Regions from separate parts of the Homo sapiens genome. Here all the other regions are linked to region 1. The links are chromatin contacts, found by Hi-C or POLR2A ChIA-PET in ENCODE. All regions are on one chromosome and are shown on one strand. The core of a region is the stretch at or near the end of the contact, and the rest is flanking DNA. Distances in the headings are between cores, read along the strand shown. Region 1 has its middle 20 kb from the start of LINC02642. Region 2 overlaps IL2RA (interleukin 2 receptor subunit alpha). Region 3 holds the start of PFKFB3-AS1 (PFKFB3 antisense RNA 1).

Region 1 (3,654 bases), core at 651-3,150:
GAGAGAACAAAGACTGCTCAGTCTGGGCATGGTGGCTCACACCTGTAATCCCAGCACTTTGGGAGGCTGAGGCAGGCAGATCACTTGAGGTCAGGAGTTCAAGACCAACCTGGTCAATATGGTGAAACTCCATCTCTACTAAAATACAAAAATTAGCTAGGCGTGGTGGCATGCACCTGTAATCCCAGCTACGTGGGAGGCTGAGGCAGGAGAATCGCTTGAACCTGGGAGGTGGAGATTGCAGTGAGCTGAGATCGTACCAGTGCACTCCAGCCTGGGCAGCAGAGCGAGACTCTGTCTCAAGAGAAAAAAAAGGCCCTGATCAGCAACGTCTCCACCACACATCCCAGCACTTAGCCAGCCCTCTGCATCAGGAAAGAGGGAGCAGCAGGGGAAACCCCAAGGGAAATAAAGACTAACTTTATCTATTTGCACATTTGTGTTGGGCTCTGGTTGCTGCTGAGAGACAGAGATACCAAAACCTGTACGAAAATATTAACAACAGGTTGGAAAGTTGAAATGCTTAGTCAGGCCCACTTCAGTTCCATTTTCCCCTGCTCCTAAGGAGGAGAAAGAGCAGAGTGAGAGAAAAAGAGCAAGAAGGAGGATGTGTAAGAGTTCCTGACATCCGCCTTCATAAGTGGCCACTATGTGCCAAGAAAAAAGATGAATAAGACACAGCCTATTTAGAGTAATATCACGTCTGGGGAGCTGGATTCTCTCACAATATGTCGACCGTATCCCTGAGAACAAGGGACGCAGAAGTGTCTTGCGTAGTGCTCAGGACACAGTGTGCACTCCGGAAGGGTTTGTTCAATCTCCACCCACATCTGAACGTCTAGGACCTGCTTTGTTGAGGGAATGTGACTTTCATGGGAGAGGCGTGATGGTTAATTTCATGTGTCAACTTGCCTGGGCTGTGGGGTGCCCAGGTTAAGCACTGTTTCTGGGTGTGTCTGTAAGAATATTTCCAGATGAGATTAGCCTTTGAATGGGGGAACTGAGTAAAGCAGATGGCCCTCCCCAGTGTTGTGGGCCCCATTCAATCTGTGGAGGGCCTGAATAGAACAAAAAGGCAGAGGAAGGAGGAATTTACCTCCTTTTTTCTGCCTCATTGCTTGAGCTGGGATACCTCATCTTCTCTTCTGCTTATTTTAGACTGGAATTTACACCACTGGCTCCCCTGCTTCTCAGGCCTTCAGACTTGGAATGAATTACACCATGGGCTTTCTTGAGTCTCCAAGATGCAGATGGCAGATTACAAGCCTTCTCAGCCTCCATGATCACATGGACAATATTGGATATTCCTTATAATCAATCAATCTACCTATTTCTATGTATCTGTCTCTCTGTCTATCTAATCTTTCTCTCTTTGTCTCTCTCTCTCTCTCTCTATCTAGCCAATTAGAAAGCTATTGTAAGTTATTTCTTCCATGAGTGGGGTGGGATTGGAAGTTAGAGGGCACAACAAGAGGCCTAGACTCTAAAGACAGAAGGACAAGGAAGAAAAGAAAAAAAGAAAAAAAAAAAACCTTGCAGTAGAGACTGTCATTTATTACCTAATACCCATCCACTCCCCCCTCCTTAAAGACCAAACTTCTTTTTACCTGGGTGCTAAACATTACATTTCCTGGTCTCTCCTGCAGCTTGGCATGACCATGTGGCTAAGCTAGGCTCAATACAATGTAAATAAAAATGCTGAGTGGGACTTTTCCAGGAAGTTTTATTGAAAGGCATAGATTGTCAGCAAGAGTTTGTTTTGCATTTCTGCTTTTCTTCTCTTTCCTACCTTAATGTGACAGCTGGACCTCCAGCAGCTATTTTGGACCTTGAGGTGGCCTTGGAAACAAAAGCCATCCATGCACTGAAAATGTCAGAGTGGAAAGATCAGAGCATGAATTTGTAAGGACCACCTTGCTAGCCAGTATTACAGTTACATGACAGAGAAGTGAACCTCTACCTTGCCTAAGCAACTGATTGCTTTGTGGTTTTCTGTTATGTGTGACCAAATCTAATTTTAACTAACCCAGAAATCTGCTCTCTGTTGTCCTCTAACTGAATGTCAATGGCTTCCCATCTATAGTTACTTACATGAAGTATGATGACAGATTTTATATTATGAAAAGAGCAAGAACAATGTCGTTTTAAACTTCCTTTGATTAAAAAAAAAAAAAAGCTCATTTCTCTTTACTCACACCCTTTGTGATTTGCCACTCAGATTTCCAAGAAAGGGAAATTAGTCAACCTGCTTTCTATGTACCAGAGCTTTCTTCAATCCCTGCTGGCCATGAGTAATATGGAATCACACATACACAAAATGGGAAGAGCCCTGCTTCTAAATTCTTCACCGACTAGCTCCGGAAGTCCCAAGAGGAGGGTTACTCGGGTTCTGACACCATCCTCCTCCCTAATGACACTGCCCCCCTAGCTCTTTGACTCCCTGACACTACCTAAAAGGAGAAACTCCTGCTTCTGGAAATCATGAGGTCCAGGCTGCCTCCCAGCTCACAGGCTCACCACACTCCAGTGGGTTCCAAATGCATCCTTTACAGCTTCTCAGACACCTAGTCACCCATTTGCCCCAACAAGGACATCTTGTGCTTTCAACATCTAAGTAGATTTATGCAATTTTACTGAAAAACTCTTTAAATATTTATTTGTTTTTCCAACACAAATGCCTTTCCCAGAACCTAAGCTGGATCATAAGATCCCAAGGAGGAGGTTTATATCTTGCTATTCTTTGCATACCTGGCACCTAGCATAGTGCTTATACGTGGAAGGGATTTATTAAAGTTTTTGCACAAACGACAGCTCCAGCGGATAACACAAATACTCACATTTATTTTCTCTTCTAACCCTAAACAATCATCCTGGCACCAGTGAGCCCCAGCTCTTGTCCTTTAAGAGAAATTCTTTCCTGCACACTCTTACTTAGCTCTGAAGAGCAAAAGGATTTTTCTCAGGTCGTCAAGCTGTGACTCTTCACCTCACACAGCACTGGATGTCTTAGAGGGGCTGGGGGAGAGGAGACGGTCTTTTGCCTCCATTTTCTTGATGCTCTGTCATCCCATTGTTTCCTACACCTCTAGGTCCCCACCAATGGGTACCACATCACAAATATAAAGGTCAGCATTTAACTTGGGAAGTGCAAGCCTAACATGCCACAAAATCCTCAACTTCCAACTTCTCTCTACCCGTCCACTCCCACATTGCTCTACTAATGGAGAAAAGGAAGAGGTTCAGTGAACAATGAGCATCGTGATCATCATTTGGGATTTGGCAGACGTAGAATAAGAAGACAGCTTTTAGGTGCTCAGGCTAAACTCTCTGGTGGGACATCGTTTAGGGGATAATGTGGGGGACTCAGTCTCTTCCAATCGCCTGACTGGATAGCCAAAGAACTCCTGAATTTGGATGCAGGAGCAAGGAGGGGGCCTATTGCAAACTTCCTGCTGCAAACAACCACTGCACTGTCCACACACAAGAGGCAAGGGTGTCACCCCATTAGCAAGCTACCGTAAGTTCTTACTACAGGAAGGCAGGATTCAATGGGCCGCTGTGCAGGAGAGTCTGGGAGGCTGGGTGGAGATCCTGCCATGGCAGGGCAACAGGAGCAATAGCAAGGAGAGAAGCTGGCTCAGGAAGGGCCCCTCC
Region 2 (3,654 bases), core at 565-3,064, 1.4 Mb before region 1:
TTGGAATTGCCAAAAATTGAGGCTGGATTATTAGGTGCATGGAGGACAGCAAGGAAGAAATGAGGATTTTGCCCAGATTTCCTGGGCGATGGGGAGGATGGGGTGCCATTCATTGAGATAGCAAAGAGAGGAGAAAGAGTAGGTTCCAGGGAGGGAGGACAGTTCTGGATGTGTAGACTGAGCAGCCTGTGAGGCATCCACACGGAAAGGTCCGAGGGAAGGGCCTTTGGCCATGCAGACTAGAAGCCCAGCAAGTCACATTTAGTGAGCACCTACTGTGTGCTCTGGTCACTCTAGGCAGGCTAGCTTATGTAGCCTTACAGCACCCAGCAGGGTCTGTGTTATTCCCATTTTATACGAACAGAAGCTGAGGCCCACCGAGGTTAAAACCCTACCCTCATGGACTTCCATGGAGGTTACTCAATGCCCTATGGGTTTGCCTTTCTGCTTCCCTTCATTCTTCACATAAACCCAGTGCTTTCTCTTCTTCCTTCATTCTTCACATAAACCCAATGCTGTCTCTCCAAAGTACAAGCCATGCCCTGACTGAGACCCCTCTGGGATGTTCTGTTCCTTCCAGGACACAGTTTAAGCCCAGTGACATGGGGAGACTCCAAGACACAGCTCATGCCCAACTTCAAAATCTCTGCTTCCACTATGTGCCTGAGCTCTCCTGCCTTGCGGGACTCTGCGTGGCTCTTGGAGCTCACCATGTGTTTTGTCTTGGGCCTTGGTCATTGTATTATTCAGGGAAACAGAATTTCTCTAGAGAAACAAAACCAATAGGATGTATGTAGATAAATAAGAGAATATTTATAATGGGAGTTGGCTCACTCAATTATGGAGGCTGAGAAGTCCCACAATATGCCAGCTGGAGCTGGATAACTAGGAAAGCTGGTGGTGTGGCTCAGTCTAAGACTGAAGGCCTGAGGAGCAGAGGGGCCCTGCTGTAAGTCCCAGAGTCCAAAAGCTGGAGAACCAGGAGTGCAAATGTCCAAGAGCAGACGACGGATGTCCCAGCTTGAACAGAGAGAATGCAACCTTCCTCTGCCTTCTTGTTCTATTCTGGTCCTCTATGGTTGGATGATCCCCACCACACTGGTGAGGGTGATTTTCTTTACTCAGTCTACCAACAAGAAATTTACCCAGTCTATTCAATTCAAATGCTAGTGTCTCCTGGAAATACCCTCACAGACACCCCCAGAGAGACTGTTTAGCCAGCTATCTGGGCATCCCTTAGCCCAGGCAAGTGGACACATTGAAATTGACCATCATGCTCATGCCACACTTCCCTAATGCATTTCTACCTTCTTAACTCCTGCTTTCCCTGGAGGTCTCCCATTGGCTGTCATCTTTCTCTGGGAAGCCTCCGGGACTCTTCTGTCTGTGCTTTGTGGCATTTCTCTGCAGTCCCAGACTTTGCTCCCTTTTCTTTACACGGCACTCACCCTACTGTATCCATCTCCCTCCCACCACCTTGCTAGTGCCTGCACAGAATGGCATGCAAAGGTTTTCGTAAAGGAAAGTAGAAATTCACAAGTTCAAGCTAGGATTTGAATTCAAGCTGTCAACTTTCCAAATTCATAAGACTTTTCCATTCTCTCAAGACGCTTTTCTGGTTGGGAAAAATTCCGGTAGGCAGACAAGATGGGGAAGATTGTTCCAGTAAGGGAGGAGGGTGTTCCTGGGAGTCCAGCTTTGAAATCACAAATGAGGAGGTTCCCTTTGAAGGACAGGAGGAGACCTGCTGGCCAAGGCGTGCTATGTGCTGAGGGAACAGTCTTGGCTGGGGAGCATGTTGTGTGCCAGGCAGAGGAGGTAGCAAAGTGCCCCTGAGGCAATGGAAATGACTGGAGCTCTTGCAGCCGAAAGGGCATCACGACAGGTGCTTTCAGGGGAGATTAACTTGGGGATGAATAACAGGGTGACTGAAAACCAGAGCTTCAGGGCCTGCCTAGGCAGCCCAGGAGATGAACAGTGCCTGTTGACAGCTTGCTTCCTGTGTCGGCCTGAATGCATGGGTTCTGCTCAGATCTACTGGCTCCTTGCTTTCTTGGGAGAGTGAATTACTGCCTCATGGTCTCAGTTTCCTCATCCGTAAAATGGGAATGGTGGCAGGGCGTGGTGGCTCAAGCCTGTAATCCCAGCACTTTGGGAGGCTGAGACTGGTGGATCAATTGAGGTCAGGAGTTTGAGACCAGCCTGGCCAACATGGTCTCTACTAACCTGTCTCTACTAAAAATACAAAAATTAGTCAGGCATGGCGATGGGGCATGCCTGTAATCCCAGCTACTGGGGAGGCTGAGGCATGAGAATCTCTTGAACCCGGGAGGCAGAGGTTGCAGTGAGCCGAGATCATACCACTGCACTCCAGTCTGGGCAACAGAGTGAGACTCTGTCTCAAAAAAAAGGTGGTTGGGGTGGGGGAATAGTGCTAACAGTCCCCATCTCCTATGGTGGCCATGAGGAATCTGTAAGATCACAGAAGCAGAGCACGCAGCAAGGCCTCCCTGGCCCGGGAGTGCTCAGAGCTGGGATCCCAGTGCAGGACGAGGAGGAGGAGGATGGGTGCCCTGGCTACAGGTCCTCTTGCACTAGATTGAAAACGGGGCCAGAGAAGCAGAGCTTGAGAGACGCTGGGAGAGGGAAAGTGAAACTGATGGTCCGGTGGGTGAAAGGTAGTGAAAGCCCGAAGTGCAGTAAACCAGGGATCAACATCTCCAGCCAAAAGGCTCACCCTGTGGTCTCAGCGCCACCTGGGCGTCAGACAGATGTCTGGAGAGACGGCTCTTTTATTCTGAAACACCCCTCCAACTTTTTTTTTTTTTTGGTAATTGTTTGTTTTGCTTTCCATTTAATATAAGGAGTTTTCTCCTTTACAAAAGTTCTTTTTGTTCTAAATCAGGCTGTAAACAGAGGTGCTACCACAAGGACCGGAAGCAGAGACCACACTGGTGCTCAGCTGGGTTGCAGGCTCTGCCTGGTTTCATTGTCGGGGAAGCCACCAGGCCTGCCCCCAGCCAGCGAGATGTCACGCATGCAGCCGGGTGTCATCCCCAAAACTCCCGGGAAACTCTCGGGGCACCAGGGCAGGAAGAGGCTGACGTCAACTTTAACTCCGGGGACTTCAAACGAAACTTTTAGAAATGATTCCTTTGCCCTTTACTTGGTGACGTAATAAACTGATCTTTCTCTGAAAAGATGGGCCGATTTGCTTCAAGGAGCTCATTTCATGAGGAGAAAATACACACAAATATATATATATATATATATATATTTTTTTTCTTTTTTTTTTTGAGACGGAGTTTCCCTCTGTCACCCAGGCTGGAGTGCAGTGGCTCAATCTCGGCTCACTGCAACCTCAGCCTCCAGGTTCAGGGGATTCTCCTGCCTCAGCCTCCCTGAGTAGCTGGGATTACAGGCATGTGCCACCACACCTGGCTAACTTTTGTATTTTTAGTAGAGACGGGGTTTCACCATGTTGGTCAGCTGTTCTCGAACTCCTGACCTCAGGTGATCTGCCCGCCTCAGCCTCCCAAAGTGCTGGGATTACAGACGTGAGCCATCATGCCCAGCTATATATATATATATATATATATATAGAATTTTTTAAGGAAACATTGCTGCTTTGCTACAAAGTATATAATAATGTAA
Region 3 (3,654 bases), core at 835-3,334, 1.3 Mb before region 1:
GGGCGGGGGGTGGTGGTGGGGCGGGGATTGAGTTAACTTCCTTTTGCCTGCTGCAGAGCAAGTGCAGGAGGCGAATGGGGGAAGAACATAGTCTTCCCTCTAGACTCGGAACGCGTTATTGACAGACAGGAAAAGTGCCCGGTCTGCGAAAGTTCAGCTGGACCTCCGGGACATCAACTCCCTGTGCCCTAAGAGCTGACCGCTGTCAGATGCGTTATCTAGGTCAAGAGATGAATGATGTGCCGCTGCTGGGGCAGACGCCGTCTCTCTGCTCTCCCTGTGAGCTGAAACCAGCAGTGTTTGCAAGCTTGTAGGGAGTGTGGAAGAAGGCCCCCTGGTCCGCTTGCCTCGCCTGTACGTGTGCAAAATCGGTGGGCAAGCAGCGGGCGCGCAGGTGCACCGTCATTCCCCAGGAACCGCGGGCGCTCTTTGCAGGGGTGCAGCCGCTCTCCCCGCGCGCAGCCTACAGCCCTCCCCGACCCCCGCGAACCCCAGGGCGGGAACTCGTCCCGGTGGCGCGGGCGCTCGCTGCCTGCTGTTTCCCTCTTCGGGTCAGCCCACTCTTATTTCAGGAGTGGAGTGGGACTCTCCCCTGGGCGTTTAGGGTGTCGCCTCTGGCATGTGCTCCCACTGCAGAAAACAAGTCCAAATGCAACGCATCGGGTTTCTGAACAGCCGCCAGAGCGCGGAAACCAGACCGTCAGCAAAGCTGTCGCGGGAACAGGGGCTCTGAGAGGGCGGCGCGGGGGGCGGGGTGCCGGAGTGGGGGTCGAGGCGGGAGGGGGAGTGGGGGTCGAGGCGTGGGGGAGGGTGGCGGGGCACAGGCCAGGTGGCCGATGTTGCGCGTTCCGGGGCCCCTCGGCAGGCGGCGGGTCGGGAGGAGTGGAGGCCCGGGTGGGGCGGGCGCGCGGGGCGGGAGCAGCCCCGGTCGCCGCCTGGGCGCGGGCGCCCTCCCTGTGGAGCATGCGGGACGTGAGCGACGTGTGGCAGCCTCTGCGCAGACTTTTCCGCCGCGGTGTAGGTTTCAGCGAGCGCCGCCTTCCCTCCAATCACAGCCCAGCCTCAGCGCTAAGTGTGCACCTCTCTGCAAGGCGGCGCAGCGCTCCCGTACTGAGGCTTCGTTTGCAAAAGTTACATCCGTCCCGGCGCGGGCGGCGGTTCCCCACCAAAAGCAACCCAGATCTTCCCCGCACGCCTCTGACCTGACTGCACGACTGTCACAAGTCGCGAGCTGGTGCAAACTGCGAGGGCCGGGAAAGGAGACGGGGCACGCATGCACCAAAAAGTGGGGAGGCAGAGCTGCAGGGTGTGCAGGATAACGGAGTGAATTTTAGGAGTCTGCCTAATAAGGGGCCGCCCCCAATAGTTTTCCCTCGACTTAGGTAATGAATTGCAGATCGAAATGGGTCTAGTTTTATTCATTCTTCTACTCGGGGCGATAAAGGTTTATTGAATGGTGTACATGGTGAGTGTGAAAACCAGATGCCAGCTGCCCCCAGCCCCAGTCCACTTCAGTCCAGCTCCCCGGGGCTTTCCCGCCCCCTCCTCGTACCCAGCACCGCGGGCCTCTCAAGGTTCCCAGTCTTTGGGCTAGGGGAGGGGAGCAAGGCTCAGTTCAAGTCCAGGTTTCTAAGGGATTCAGCAAAGTGGACAAGGACGAGGTGAGGTGGGAGGATCAGGGAAGCCTCCTCCCCGCGGGTCGCCCGGGTCGTGGCGGGGGATGGGCTCACGGGTATTATCAGGGAGCAGCCTGGCCCATGTCCTTACCTGGACTGCGCCTGCCCCACAGCGCGTGTTAGGAATGCAGAGTATTGGGGCTCCATGGCCCTAAAGGAGCTGCATTGGTAGGATGCACTTTAAGCAGCTTCCCAAGGGATTCGGCTGCGGGGTCCACGGTCTACACTGGGCAGGACTGCGTCTCTGCTCTCCTCCCGGCCAGCACAGTTGAGGTGAGGGGCCGGAATTAGTCGGGGAAGCTGTGCCAGACGTCCCGAGGGGACAACGGGACGAGGGGATAACAGCAGCCAGGACCCTTCAGCAGGGCTGGGCGCGCTCCAGGCCCGGGGCAGGGCGGCGGGAGCTGGTGCACCGCCGTCGCCGGCCCGCAGGGGGAGCTCGCAGGCTGCTTCCCGGCTCGCCCACCCTCCTCCCCACGTGGAAGGGGGCTGGGACCCAAGGAATGCGGCCCGCCCCGAGGCTGACGTACGCGTCTGCGGCCAGCCCGGACTCTTTAAAAGCCGGCGGTGCGCGGGGCATCCCAGCCAAGCCGGAGAGGAGGCGAGCAGCAGGGCCTGGTGGCGAGAGCGCGGCTGTCACTGCGCCCGAGCATCCCAGAGCTTTCCGAGCGGACGAGCCGGCCGTGCCGGGCATCCCCAGCCTCGCTACCCTCGCAGCACACGTCGAGCCCCGCACAGGCGAGGGTCCGGAACTTAGCCCAAAGCACGTTTCCCCTGGCAGCGCAGGAAACGCCCGGCCGCGCGCCGGCGCACGCCCCCCTCTCCTCCTTTGTTCCGGGGGTCGGCGGCCGCTCTCCTGCCAGCGTCGGGATCTCGGCCCCGGGAGGCGGGCCGTCGGGCGCAGCCGCGAAGATGCCGTTGGAACTGACGCAGAGCCGAGTGCAGAAGATCTGGGTGCCCGTGGACCACAGGCCCTCGTTGCCCAGATGTGAGTGCAGCTGCGCGGAGCCGGGTTGCAGGGCGGGCTGCGCCGGGCCGGGCCATTGTGTGGGGCGGCTTTGTGCCGACGCCCCTCTGCGGGGGGCGCGCCCGTGCGGGTCGCGCCGGCGGGGCGGGGCGGAGGCGCGGGCTGCGCGTCCTTGGCCGGGCGGCGGGGGCGCTGTGGCCCTTGTCCCGGTGGCTGCCCCGCCGGCCCGGAAACGGCGAGTGCGCCCGGCCGGGCTGCGTACCCCGAGACGGAGGGACGCGCGCGCCTGGGCAGGCCAGGGAGGGGATCCACATCCTCCGCGATCCCTGTCCTCGACACCCGTCTCGGGCGGCCGTCGCCGGAGCGCAGCCCAGGGACCCGGCCGCTCGCGCCTCCGCCCCTTTTCACCGTCCGGATCTCCTCTCTCTGCATGTTTCCATCTCCTCTCCCGCCTTGCTATGCATTCCTATCCCCTCGCTTCACTTAATAACCTATTTCTCTGTCCTGTTTTCTCTTTCGATATATATGTCTCTGTTTTTCTCTGTTTCTACCTCCTTCCTCTCCCACTGTTTCTTTCTGCTTTTATCTCTTTCTCTCTCCTTCTCTCTCTTCCGTGCATCTCCAGTGCCATGGGGGCGCCCGTGCTGGGGGCGCCAGGAGAGCCACCTGGAGCCACGCCTGTGTCCCCGGCTTTGGGGAGGGTCGGTGGGTTGGTGAGTGCACGGTTGGCGCTGCTCCACGCGCCCCGGGCGCACGCACCCCCCGGTGCTCGGAATTGGCTGGCAGTACCCTGCCCCGCCCCGCCGGTCGCCGCCCCCGCCACCAGCGATCGCTTGGGAGAGGGTTACCTCGAGCTCCACCTCAGCTGCGGAGCGCCGCCGCGGAAAAGGGCGGGTGGGCAGCGCAGAGGGGCGACGCTGCCTCTCCAGGTAATGCGCCCCGGCTCCCATGGGCTGGACAGGGAGCCGCCTGGTGCGGTTTTGCCCAGGTCAGGTCGTAGCCTGAGTAGTG

The links. Hi-C counts contacts between places; a loop is a spot of excess contacts on that map. ChIA-PET counts read pairs that join two places held with the same protein, here RNA polymerase II (POLR2A). Pooled maps may share reads with other maps.
Region 2: a loop to region 1 is called in a map with no recorded cell type, with 5 times the contacts of the local background. The contact joins two enhancer-like sites. A Hi-C loop is called at or near these places in 2 of 37 single-sample maps with no recorded cell type and 3 of 50 pooled maps. POLR2A ChIA-PET finds 5 or more read pairs at or near these places in 1 of 52 experiments (activated naive CD8-positive, alpha-beta T cell).
Region 3: a pooled map shows a loop between it and region 1 (4-fold over the local background). The contact joins the promoter of PFKFB3-AS1 here to the enhancer-like site in region 1. A Hi-C loop is called at or near these places in 1 of 168 maps with a recorded cell type or tissue (naive thymus-derived CD4-positive, alpha-beta T cell), 1 of 37 single-sample maps with no recorded cell type and 5 of 50 pooled maps.

Annotation. Positions count from the first base shown.
Region 1 is chr10:7,490,536-7,494,189 of GRCh38, forward strand. No RefSeq gene overlaps it. Among named protein-coding and RNA genes, the nearest start is that of LINC02642, 20 kb to the left of the region's middle. Within about 2 kb of position 1,901, at least 2 of the 41 ENCODE cell types and tissues checked have a DNase peak (open chromatin) inside an H3K27ac peak, as active enhancers do.
Region 2 is chr10:6,048,242-6,051,895 of GRCh38, forward strand. The region is part of intron 1 of IL2RA (interleukin 2 receptor subunit alpha); the gene reads right to left. Among named protein-coding and RNA genes, the nearest start is that of IL2RA, 12 kb to the right of the region's middle. RefSeq lists enhancers at 2,384-2,763, 2,774-2,903, 2,994-3,263. Within about 2 kb of position 1,815, at least 30 of the 41 ENCODE cell types and tissues checked have a DNase peak (open chromatin) inside an H3K27ac peak, as active enhancers do.
Region 3 is chr10:6,200,673-6,204,326 of GRCh38, forward strand. It overlaps PFKFB3-AS1 (PFKFB3 antisense RNA 1), which reads right to left and starts at 2,085. Exons shown (of 2, transcript XR_007062045.1): 1 at 1,768-2,085. PFKFB3 (6-phosphofructo-2-kinase/fructose-2,6-biphosphatase 3) reads left to right here and starts at 2,260. Exons shown (of 15, transcript NM_004566.4): 1 at 2,260-2,664. The coding sequence starts at 2,589. RefSeq lists enhancers at 1-413, 414-930, 1,485-1,989, silencers at 733-952, 1,983-2,312, 2,363-2,472, 2,593-3,102, 3,333-3,412 and a cis regulatory region at 1,923-2,454.